3 separate regions of the Mus musculus genome follow, and regions 1 and 2 are each linked to region 3. Evidence: chromatin contacts called from ENCODE POLR2A ChIA-PET data. All regions are on one chromosome and are shown on one strand. Each heading gives the region's core, a stretch centred on a gene start or an enhancer-like site at or near the end of the contact. The rest is flanking DNA. Distances are from core to core; before and after follow the strand shown.

What was found. ChIA-PET counts read pairs that join two places held with the same protein, here RNA polymerase II (POLR2A).
Region 1: POLR2A ChIA-PET joins it to region 3 with 25 read pairs in embryonic stem cell. The contact joins the promoter of Tmem259 here to the promoter of Ptbp1 in region 3. POLR2A ChIA-PET finds 5 or more read pairs at or near these places in 3 of 5 experiments (Patski and embryonic stem cell).
Region 2: POLR2A ChIA-PET joins it to region 3 with 18 read pairs in embryonic stem cell. The contact joins the promoter of Cdc34 here to the promoter of Ptbp1 in region 3. POLR2A ChIA-PET finds 5 or more read pairs at or near these places in 3 of 5 experiments (Patski and embryonic stem cell).

What each region holds. Positions count from the first base shown.
Region 1 is chr10:79,982,577-79,985,971 of GRCm38, reverse strand. Tmem259 (transmembrane protein 259) reads left to right here and starts at 1,712. Exons shown (of 11, transcript NM_001003949.4): 1 at 1,712-2,062. The coding sequence starts at 1,841. It overlaps Gm26243 (a small nuclear RNA gene), which reads right to left and starts at 466; the gene lies at 360-466.
Region 2 is chr10:79,679,993-79,683,633 of GRCm38, reverse strand. Cdc34 (cell division cycle 34) reads right to left here and starts at 1,439. Exons shown (of 5, transcript NM_177613.2): 1 at 1,044-1,439. The coding sequence starts at 1,220.
Region 3 is chr10:79,852,591-79,855,991 of GRCm38, reverse strand. It overlaps Ptbp1 (polypyrimidine tract binding protein 1), which reads right to left and starts at 1,560. Exons shown (of 14, transcript NM_001077363.2): 1 at 1,271-1,560. The coding sequence starts at 1,278. It overlaps E130317F20Rik (RIKEN cDNA E130317F20 gene), which reads left to right and starts at 1,021. Exons shown (of 1, transcript NR_029447.1): 1 at 1,021-3,401.

The DNA.
Region 1 (3,395 bases), core at 463-2,962, 130 kb before region 3:
ACAGCAGACGGTGACTCTGGGGTATCTGAAAGCTAGGAGGGAGGGGTTCCCTTCGCTCAGCCGGTAAAGCGCCCCGCCCTTTTCCTGGCCGCCCAGTCCGGATGCAGAAATTCTCATCTTGTTCCATCATACAGATGCTCCTAGTCCTTCCTTCAAGCTGGAGGTATATAGAAGGCGCACAACGTTAGGGCACGGTGCATACAGAGACAGCTCTGCTGCGTCCTAAAAACAGACAGCTTCCTTCGAGTGCGCAGTAACCGGTCAATAAATGCCCTTGTTCAGGCAAATTGTACGGGAATGTGGCAGCTATAGTAGAAAAGGAGACTTCAAAGGGTCAATTGCGTTATTTTGAGATGAAACAAAATATGGAACGCTTCACGAATTTGCGTGTCATCCTTGCGCAGGGGCCATGCTAATCTTCTCTGTATCGTTCCAATTTTAGTATATGTGCTGCCGAAGCGAGCACAAGCGACGGTTTTTTGCCTCAGGTATTTAAAGGCAGAGAAGCAAATTACTTTTCACATACAGTAATTATGATTTTTTTTTGTTTTTGTTTGGATAAAGTAACGTTTTCACATGTCAAAAAGAAAGGCTACCACTCATAACACCGCTCAGAATAATTATCTATCCGCGTGAAAGCTCACATTTAACTAATTAATATAGCTGTCTGGGAGAAGCTTGTGCCAGCGAAGCCTTCTGGGAAGTCATATGCAAATTAGACAGGCACTACGAGGCTCCGCCCCTCAGTGGTAGCCGGATCAGCGCGGAATCCGTGATACTGGTGCGATGGTGAAACTGTCTGCTAGTAAACTATCCATGGAATTTCGCCCTTCAGCGCTGCGGCCGCCAATGAAAACATTATGCTAATGAGCAGTTAGGAAGCCCTGCCTCCCAGGGCAGGGTGGGTAATGAGTCCTCAGCAGACCCCGCCCCTAAGTGAGGCTGTGGCCAGAGTGAAGCCCTATGTAAATAGGCCTTACTAAGTGCGTCTCCGCCCCCTCTAATTCTCCGCCAATAGGAAACCATATACAAATACGACGGGCAACGTCGCCCCGCCCGCAGGTGGATGCAAATGTTTTAGCTTGTTTCTGAGACCACGCCCCACAGATCGCCCACCGCTAACCTGGATCCCTCCACAAACCAAACGAATTACACCCGACACTGCCGCTCAATGCTTAAGATAGAGCTCTGGGCTAAAGACATGGCTAAGAGCACTGACGCCTCTTCCAGAGATCTTGAGTTGAAGTTCCAGCCTCCGTTATGGTGGCTCACAACTCCTTTCTGGTGTATCTGATGCCCTCTTCTGGTGAGACTGAAGACAGCGACAGTGTACTCACATATATAAAGATAAAGCTCAATGCAAATGAATCGTGACACACGACTCCACCCCAGGCCGTGCCACAGTATGTGGGAGTGAATATATGCAAACAAACGGGGCTGCTCTTTAATGCACTCCGTGTAGCCCCTGCAAATTGCAAGCTCACTGCAAACGAGACCGGACAAAGCTTGAAGGAGCACTAGGAAAATAAACTGAACTCCATGGTACTCTGCCCTTTAGCGCTGAGGCGACCCGCATGAAATGTGTAAAGTCAGGCTCCGCCCACTACTCGTGGTGCCCGCCTTTCGGCCCTGAAGCCCGGCCTCCTCGGGCGGCCGCGGCGATCCCAGCGTGCCCCGCGCACGGGCGGCGCTCTGGCCCGGCGCTCTCGCCGGCGTCGCGGGCCGGACGGACGCGAGCAAAGGGGCAGGCGGCGGCGGCGGCCGGGGGCGGCGGGGGGGATCCGGCGGCCGGGACGCGGCGGGGGTCAGCCGGCGGCCGCCGGGGTGACGCGGGGCGGTGATGTCGGAGCACGCGGCAGCCCCAGGGCCCGGGCCCAACGGCGGCGGGGGTGGTGGCGCGGCGCCCGTGCGCGGCCCTCGCGGCCCCAATCTCAACCCCAACCCGCTCATCAACGTGCGCGACCGGCTCTTCCACGCTCTCTTCTTCAAGATGGCCGTCACCTACTCACGCCTCTTCCCACCTGCTTTCCGCCGCCTCTTTGAATTCTTCGTTCTGCTCAAGGTGACCTCTGACCCCTGACCTCTGACCCCTGACCCCAGCTGTCATCCGCTCGCCCACCCCCGGCAACTTTACCACTTGGCTCCTGACGCCTGGATACCCTGATACCACTCTTACAGATGCTATCTCTGGTCCTCACTTCCTCAGCTCTCAGGCCCCGCCTCCTGCCCTTTGGCCTCAGTCTGCCACTTGGGAGCCTAGGCCCCAAATTTTTCCACTCAAGACCAGAGCCCAGTGTCCTCTTGGAGTAGGATTTTGGACTCGAGGTCCACCTTCCCACCTGTCACTCCCATCCTGTCCTGCACCTCCACTGAGAACAATATGGTCATTTCCATTCCATTCCTGACTTTCCACTGTAGACCACCTCCTGTGCTGGAGGCCCTGTCCCGCCTGTCATTTCTATTCTACCCTGATTCTCTCAGTCCAGTCTCTACTAGTCAGTCCCATTCCAGCACACCCTGAACCAACCCCCTGGGGACAGCCCCCTACCCCCCAGTGTCACTGCTCAAATTTTCTGTTACTTCACTGTTTTCAGACTCTTGCCAGGTTTTCTGTGGCTTTGGGTGAGGTCATCTCACTAGGGTCAGCCACAGAGTCACAGCCAGATTGGCCAGGGACCTCTACAGCCAGCACCTGCCCTGGCTGTGTCTTCTTCATGTGCTCCCGGGAGATCCCGGTTCTCGGTCACAAAGGCTACTCGAGGGATGGCACCAGGCTCTCTCTGAGGAGCTGCCTGGGCCTTCTGGTGTTGGGGTCATGGCTTGGTGGCTGGCATGCTGATATTGGAGGGCATTGGTGAGTTTGGGACTCACTCCTGGTGCTTCTCAGAACTGAGCGTTCGGGGGTTTCATAGGTAGATCTAGCTTGAGCTCAAGACAGCTGTGGGCATCCCCTCAGGCCCCAGTTCATTGGCTGCAGATGAGCCCATGCTCCATCTTCCTTCCTGCCCTCCACACCCTCAGGGCTCCGGGTGGGTGCCCAATGTCTAGTCAGAGACAGGGTCGGCTGGATGACAGTAGACCTTATCCTCTTTCTTAACTGGGATAAACAAGCCACACAGCAGCTGGTTTCTGGAGCTGCTGACGTTTCTGGGAGCCCATTTGCTGTGTTTCCTGCCCGTCCTGCCTGCCCAGCTTCCACCCAACCTTCCTAGAAGGGACGCCTCACAGCCAAGGCCTGCTAGGCTTGTACCACCCTGCGCCCTGTTCCCACCCCAGCCTAGGTGTCAGCTCCTACAGAGGCCCAGAGAAGAACTGTTGGGCTTGGTATCTCCTCTGCTGGCTTCAGAGCCTCAAGGACCGAAACTGGGCAGCCATGGGATAGGGGGGCACAGCAT
Region 2 (3,641 bases), core at 190-2,689, 170 kb after region 3:
GTAAGCAGGATGATCTAACTGTGCTGATGGGGGTACCTATAGCTGGCCACACATTTCCAGTGTTGGAGGCTTCCCAGTGTTCCCTGCTCCCAACCACAAGAACATCTGGTGCATTGAGCGTGAAGCCACCAGAGGGCAGACGACACTATCTAGAAGGAAAAATCAGGCCCCTAAGAAGCCACCTGTTCAGTGGAACCTGAGAAAGGCTGTCAGGGTGGGGCAAACACAGAGCTCTAGGGTCCAGGGCCCAAAGAAGGAACCCAGGGTGTGGCTCCAAGATTCAGGGTGGACCCCCCACTGCCCCCTTGGAATGCATTACATAAAGCCTGGCTAGGGCTAAAGGTGGCTGTTGTCCAAGCAGGCAAGGCTGCCAAGGCCCTATCAGGGCCTCTACTGGAACTGGAGCAGGTGGCTGTCCAGGCTACACGTCCCTTCTCTGGGGACACATCGGCCAGCGGCTGCCCTGGTTCTGTGTTCCAGCGTAGGGGGCAGGGCCTTGGGATACCAGCTAGCAGCTGCCCGTGGTCCTTTATGTCTTGGGACAACCTAAGAACCTTTCCAGGTTTTACCACATGCTGGTAGGGTGAGGAACAACCTGGGAAAATGCTTGCCAGCAGGGGGCTCCAGAGGCTTCTGTGTCTTGGGGTAGGGGGAACTAACCGGAGGGGGGGGGTTGAGAGGGGGACGGGACAAGAAGGAAAACAACTGTCCCCGGAGAGACCCTTTACCAGAAGCATTATGGAAGGGTGGGGACAACAGGGAAAGATCCTTTCCCAGGTACAAGTTTAGTCCAGTGTAGGACAACCTGGGAACACGCTGACCAGCAGCAGGCTCTAGAGGCCCCTGCGTCTCGTGGTGGGGAGTTGCCTGGGCATGCGGCATACATTAGCAGTCCCTGATCCTGTAGCCTGTTGGAGGACAGCTTAGGGAGACCAGTCCCCGGGGTAAGGTCAGCACGTGCCCAACAAAAAAGGGAGGAGCCGCTTTGCACGAGGAGCCTGGGAGAGAGGCAGGCACAAAGAGGAAACTGAGGCTCTGCTCACCTTGAAGTAGCCGCCCTCATAGTAGGTGTTGGGGGGCCCGAAGATGGCCACCTCCCAGTTGTACAGGTCACCCTCGTCCACCAGCGTCACCCGGAAGCCCTCCACCGGCTCCTCCTGCAGCCCCTTCAGTTCCAGCAGCAGCGCCTTCTGCGAGCTTGGCACCAGCGGCCGGGCCATGGCGGTGGCGGCGGCGGCGACGGAGGGGCCCGGGGCCGGGCCGGGCCGCGGGACCGGCGCGAGCTCGCGAGACGGACCGGGTCGCGCGCCGGCAGGGGGAGAGCCGCCGCCTTCCTCCTCTGCACCGCCGCCGCCGCCGCCACCCGGGGACCCCGAAGGCTCCACTCGCTCTGGCGCCGCTGCCCGCCCGGCGCTCGCTTCGGCCCGGCCCGGCCCGCGCCTAACGCGCCTGCGCGCCGCAGCCGCCGGGCCTCGAATGCGCCTGCGCACCGGCTCCCGACCCCGAATGCGCCTGCGTGCCTCCTTCGGGCCCCGAAAGCGCTTGCGTGCCACACCCGGGCCTAGAGTGCGGCTGCGCGCCGCTGCTGCCGGGCCGGAAATGCACCTGCGCGCCACTGCCGGGTCTAGAATGCGCCTGTGCGACGCCTCCACCGGGTCCGGAATGTGTCTGCGCGCCCGCCCGCGGGGCACACCGGGAAGTGTAGTCGTCGTCCCCCGCCCTGCCGCGCAGGCGCCTTGCGTTTCCGAAGCTCCGGAGGCCGCCGTCGCCTCCGGCCGGAAGAGCTCCGCGGATGCCTGTGTGCGGGGTGGCCGGCAGGGCCGGGCTGCGCGCTGCGGAGTGGCAGCTGCGGCTTTGGGGGCCTTTTTTTGTGACGTTCAGGGGGCGTGGTTGTGGGTGGGGAATTGGGCGTGGCTTGTGCGGGAGCGGAGCAGGATCCGCCCCTGTTTCCCAGCATGAAGCGTTAGATGGCCCCATTTGGTCTCTATGGGCTCAGGTAGAAGCGCAGGGAATCAACGACTTGGGGTTTGCAGACGTGGCTTCCAGGAGGTGGAGTCTGAACCCCTTCAGACTGACCTTTGACCACACCCTAGTCTTGCTTAAATCGACCAGAAAGCAGTGGTGAGGCATAACCCAAAAGTTTACAGGATCCGGAACAGACACGCAAAGACCTTGAGGTTGTTCAGCACAGACACCCATAACTCCTTTCTTGGACATTTGGTCATTAGTATTGGTGGTGGCAGCATATTTAAGCTTTGCAGCAGGGTGTGTGTGTGGTGTACCCGTGACCTTTAGGGGTGGGTGGTTCTGTCCCTAGGCTGTACTGGCCACTCACCCTGACTGTGGGCGTTCTGGAGGACTACAGCTGCATCAACACTTGGGGCTGGGAAAGGGCAGCTCCCACCACAGGTGCTCCGACATCCTGTCATGTCGGGGATAGCAGGTAGACCTGTTTGGGGACAGGGAAACGGTGTCAAAGGTGGGGCTGGTTGATATGACCAGGGAAGAGCCCAGGGTCCAATGCCACTTCATGTGTGGCACTACCTTGGCTGTCCTCCCCCTGGGAGCCCTAGACTCTTGGGCTAGAAGTCTTTCTGGTCACGCTCTTTTCCAAGGACTTCCAGAAGTATCTGCCCCTGTTGTGCATGTCACACTGCCCATCTTACACTGTCACCTAGTTGTCAGCACATAGCAAGTAGCTCAGGTTTTCCTGTGTGTCTGAGATGACCACTCCCACAGCCTGCACTTAGGAAGCCCTTGATGTATAAACGGACAGGGTGCCCCTCCCTTCAGGTGGAACATACTTCTCCCTACTCCCAGGCGAGCCTGCACCTGGGCTTCAAAGATATCGTGAATGCTGGGTATTGAGCATCTGGGAAGGGTGTTGGCCTGGCTTCTGGTGACTGGGGTCATCTACCTTGACATGTTAGGACATGGATGTCATGATCCAAGTCCCCAGTCACAGACCTTGGTCATCTGATGAGGATAATCCAGGTCTCCTCACAGCAAGGGGACATCCAGTCAGAACATTCTGGCTGCTCCCACCCCAAGCTGCAGGGAATGGTTCATGATAAGCCTTAGTCGTGGGCACATCCTAGGAACAGGGCTAGGAGGTCTGGGCAGGGATTGTGGGACCATTTCTTCCCATAAGACTCTGAAAACTATGACATTCTGGAAAACTGAGACCTTCCAGGAGATAGAAGATGCTGAGAAATGTGCTTCCAGTTGAGACAGGTTTTATCATGTACACTTGGATGCTCTGGAACTTGCTGTATAGTCCAGGGTGTATAGTTAAATTCATAGTCCTGTCTGCCTCTGCTCATATGTGCTGAGATTAAAGGCATATGCCACCATAACTGGGCTTGTTTACTTCTGAGAGGGTCTCTTAAGGCTGGCCTTGAACTCAGTTTGAAATCTAGATAAGTGTAGAATGTGTGTGTGATCTTTCTGCCCCAGGCCCCATTTCTTTTTCTTTTTTTTTTTTTTTTTTGGTTTTTGGATACAGGGTTTCTCTGTGTAGCCCTGGCTGTCCTGGAACTCACCTTTGTAGACCAGGCTGGCCTCAAACTCAGAAATCCGCCTGCCTCTGCCTCCTGAGTGCTGGGATTAAAGGTATGCACCACCACGCCCGGCTTGTTTTG
Region 3 (3,401 bases), core at 311-2,810:
AGCAAGCCTACCACAGCTGGCAGGTTACCAAATGGCTCTCAGGGGTCTGCCTCGTGAAGGGATTCCACCAGAAGTGGTGGCTGGGGTATGTGTAACCCTCTGCTTGGTTTACTGTTTTCAAAGAATCTTTTGCGACATTTCTCTGCACTCCCTTCTAGAACTCACTTCGATCTGCCTATCTCTGGCAGGATTAAAGGTGTGCACCACCACACCCCGCTCAAAGATCCTCGGTAAGTTGCTCAAAGGAGGCAACTGGAGACTCCTGTCTGTCATCTCAGCACTTAGAAGGCTGAGGCAGGAGGACTGCCATAGGTACTCAGCTTGAAGCTAGGCCAAACTACTTTTCAGAATCGTGTTAAAAGGAAAGCCGCTTACTAAGCCTGGTGACTCAAAGCACTAGGGAGGTTAAGGTGGGGAAAATCAGGAATTCAAGGCCAGTCCTTATCCAAAAGCCAAACAAAAAGTTTCAACAAAAAAGTCGGGGCCTGGTGACGCAGGCCTTTAGTCCCATCACTACGCAAGCAGAGGCAAGCGCAAGCAGATCTTTCAGACCAGCCTACAATGAGATCCGGTCTCCAAAACAAACCGAAAACTACAAAAAGTTGCCAGTGGAGGGGGCATCCGGGAAGCATGTGGGAGATACGGATGCCAGGCCGGCGCCCACACCGGAGACCGAACTGAACCTCACTCTGGCCCACCCGCCCCTCCAATGGGGGGCCCTGGAGGCCTCCTCCGGACACCTCCCCCCAGGCGGGAAGGGCGGGCGCGTTCGGCACAGGTCCGCGCGCGTGCCCGCACCAGGGCGCGCGCCCTACTACGCGCGCGCACCCGGGGTCGCATGCGGCGTGCGAAGCGACATTGCTCGGGGCACAGGGCGAGCCGGCCGGATTGGAGCACGGCAGGCGGGAAGGATCGCAGCGGCCGAGCCGCTCCGAGTGAGCGCGTCTCACCGGAGGGAGCGCGCGTGCACGCGGAGGGCGGGAGGGGGGCGCTGGGTTCCTCCGGATGAACCGCGCGGGCACCGGAAGTGCGCTGGGCGAGGGGCTTAAGGGGAGCCGAAAGCTGGGTGCGGTCGCCCTAAGCCAACCGGCTTCCTTAAGGGCCTCAGACGCCCGGGATTCCGAGCGCGCCACGCGGAACGAGGCCACACGCACGCGCCCATTGCAGCGGTTAGAGGGATCGGCGGGGGCCAAAAGTCCACGCGCGCGGCAGCGATGGCTGGGACGGAGTGGTGAGCGGAGCGGCGTGCGAGGGGCGCGGCAGGACTTACCCGTCCATGGCACACGGAAGAGACCCGCGGGGAACGGAGCGGAGGCGCAGGAATAGCAGAAACCGACCCAACGGCTCCGAGTTATAGACTCACAAGATGGCGGAGACGCCCGCACACGTCCCCCGCGCGCGATCCTCATTGGTTCCCGCTGCGGTCTGTGGGCGTGGTCAACCCCGCCTGCCCCCGCCAGGGCCTTCTATTGGTCAAAAGGTTACTCCAAGGGCGAAACGCATCCAGACAGCAGACAGCTGTTGGGCGGGACGGCCGTCAGTCAAGACGGAAGACGGAAACGGCCGGTGGGGGAGGGGGAGGGAGTGAATGAGTAGACGCACGTGATACCATCTGAGCCAATGAGCGAGCCTTTGTTCGACCCGTGGGACGCCATCTTGAGAGTGGGTACGTGGCGGGTCAGACGCAGAGAAGCGTGCATTCTGGAGGTTGCCTCCATATTGCAAGCAGGCACTGGAAGCCGTTAGCCTCCAACGTGAGAGTAAAGCAAGCTGCTTCGCCATCTTAGAAGCGGGCAGAAAACCCCGTATTGCCCTAGCTTGCTTGTGGTCACGTGGCCAGAATTTGGCCTTTCAACCGAGTTTCTCCTGGACTAGATCGCAACGAGGTGGAGGCCACGTGCTTCATAGACGCAGTCGCGACTAGATTGTGAATCATCTCTTTCCGTCTTTTGTCTACCCACAGCAGCCAAGCTCCATCTGTGTCGCAGGGATGGGGAAACCGAGGAAAGGAGCCGCAGTGTGGCTGGTTCTGCCTAAAGCTGGGGAAACGAGGCTACAAACTCAGCAGCCGCAGAATCCACTGGAGGGACGAAACTCCGCCCTCTTGTACCTTCACCCCAGCAGCCAGGATTCTGCCTTCCAGTCCTGGGGTATCACAAAGCAAGACGGGTTCTCCAAGGCCTAGTGCAGGCTATAAAACAGATCCTTTGGTAGGACTCCCAAAGGCACAAACTATCCGGATTCTTGTCTGCCTGGTTATCTGCTAAAAAAAAAAAAAAAGCCAGGCAAGGGGGAAAAGTTTCTCCTCCGCCCTGCACGGGAGGTGAGCCCAGAGCACTGGCCTCCCTTTTCTGTAATACAGGGCTCGTGGGAGGCGGGGCAAAGGGGCTGGCGGCTATACTGGTTTCCTTGCAGATCTGGCCAGGGGCCCAACAGCCTTGGAGCCCCAACGCGGGCTTGGTGCCAGAGGATTCCAGCCTGGATTAGGGGCGGCTGCCGATTTCCATGGAGGCCGCGCTGGGAGTGAGGTCTTTCAGGCCCCAGCCAGCCGGCACAGCAGCTAGCTTGAAGGCCCAGAATCACTAATCAGGACCGTCTCGCGGATTTAGAAAACACATACACACACACAACAAGGCATAGGATTTGAGCCCTCTGGGACTCCCATCAGGTCCTGGCTGGACCATCAGGGATAAGGTTGGCTGCCAGTTTTTGTTCTCTGGGTGGCTGGTGCCAAGCAGGAGCCCCACCCTCAGAAGCTAACCTGCACGGGTGGCTGCCAGTGAAGTTGGAGGCTGCTCATGTCCAAGAAGCACAGGTCTACACTAGCAGAGTTTGTTGAAAGCCATTTCAGAGACCTCCCAGAACCTTTCTTATGAAAACGGTTTGTGTGTAGCCCTGGCTATACCGAACTCCTGCTGGCCTCTAAGGCCCAGAGATCTGCCTCCTGAGTTAATGGCCAGCCCCACCACGCCTTGCTTCCCGGAACCACTGAATGGTCTTGTTCACCTTCAATTCCTTATCTGCTTCCTGATCCGAATCAGACCTCCATTACCCAGTGGGGAACATTTAATTCCGAATCCCAACCCCTGCGCTGCAGAGACCCAGCCTGAGGCTGGCCTCACATAGATCCACTGCCCCTGCTTCCTGAGTGCTGGAATCAAAGGTGTGTGCCACCATGCCCAGCTAGAATTGTTTTTGAGACAAATTCTCAACTTTGTGACCCAGATTGTCCTGGAATTCATATCTCAGACTGGCCAGCAGTGATTGTCCTGTTTCCGAATCCTGTGGTGAAATGACAGGTCTGTGCCTCTATGCCTAGCCAGAGTGAGTTCAAGACCAGGTTGGTCAACATAGTAAAGAGGGCAGGGGGAGGGGGAACCTCTGCTTTGAACCCCCCAAAG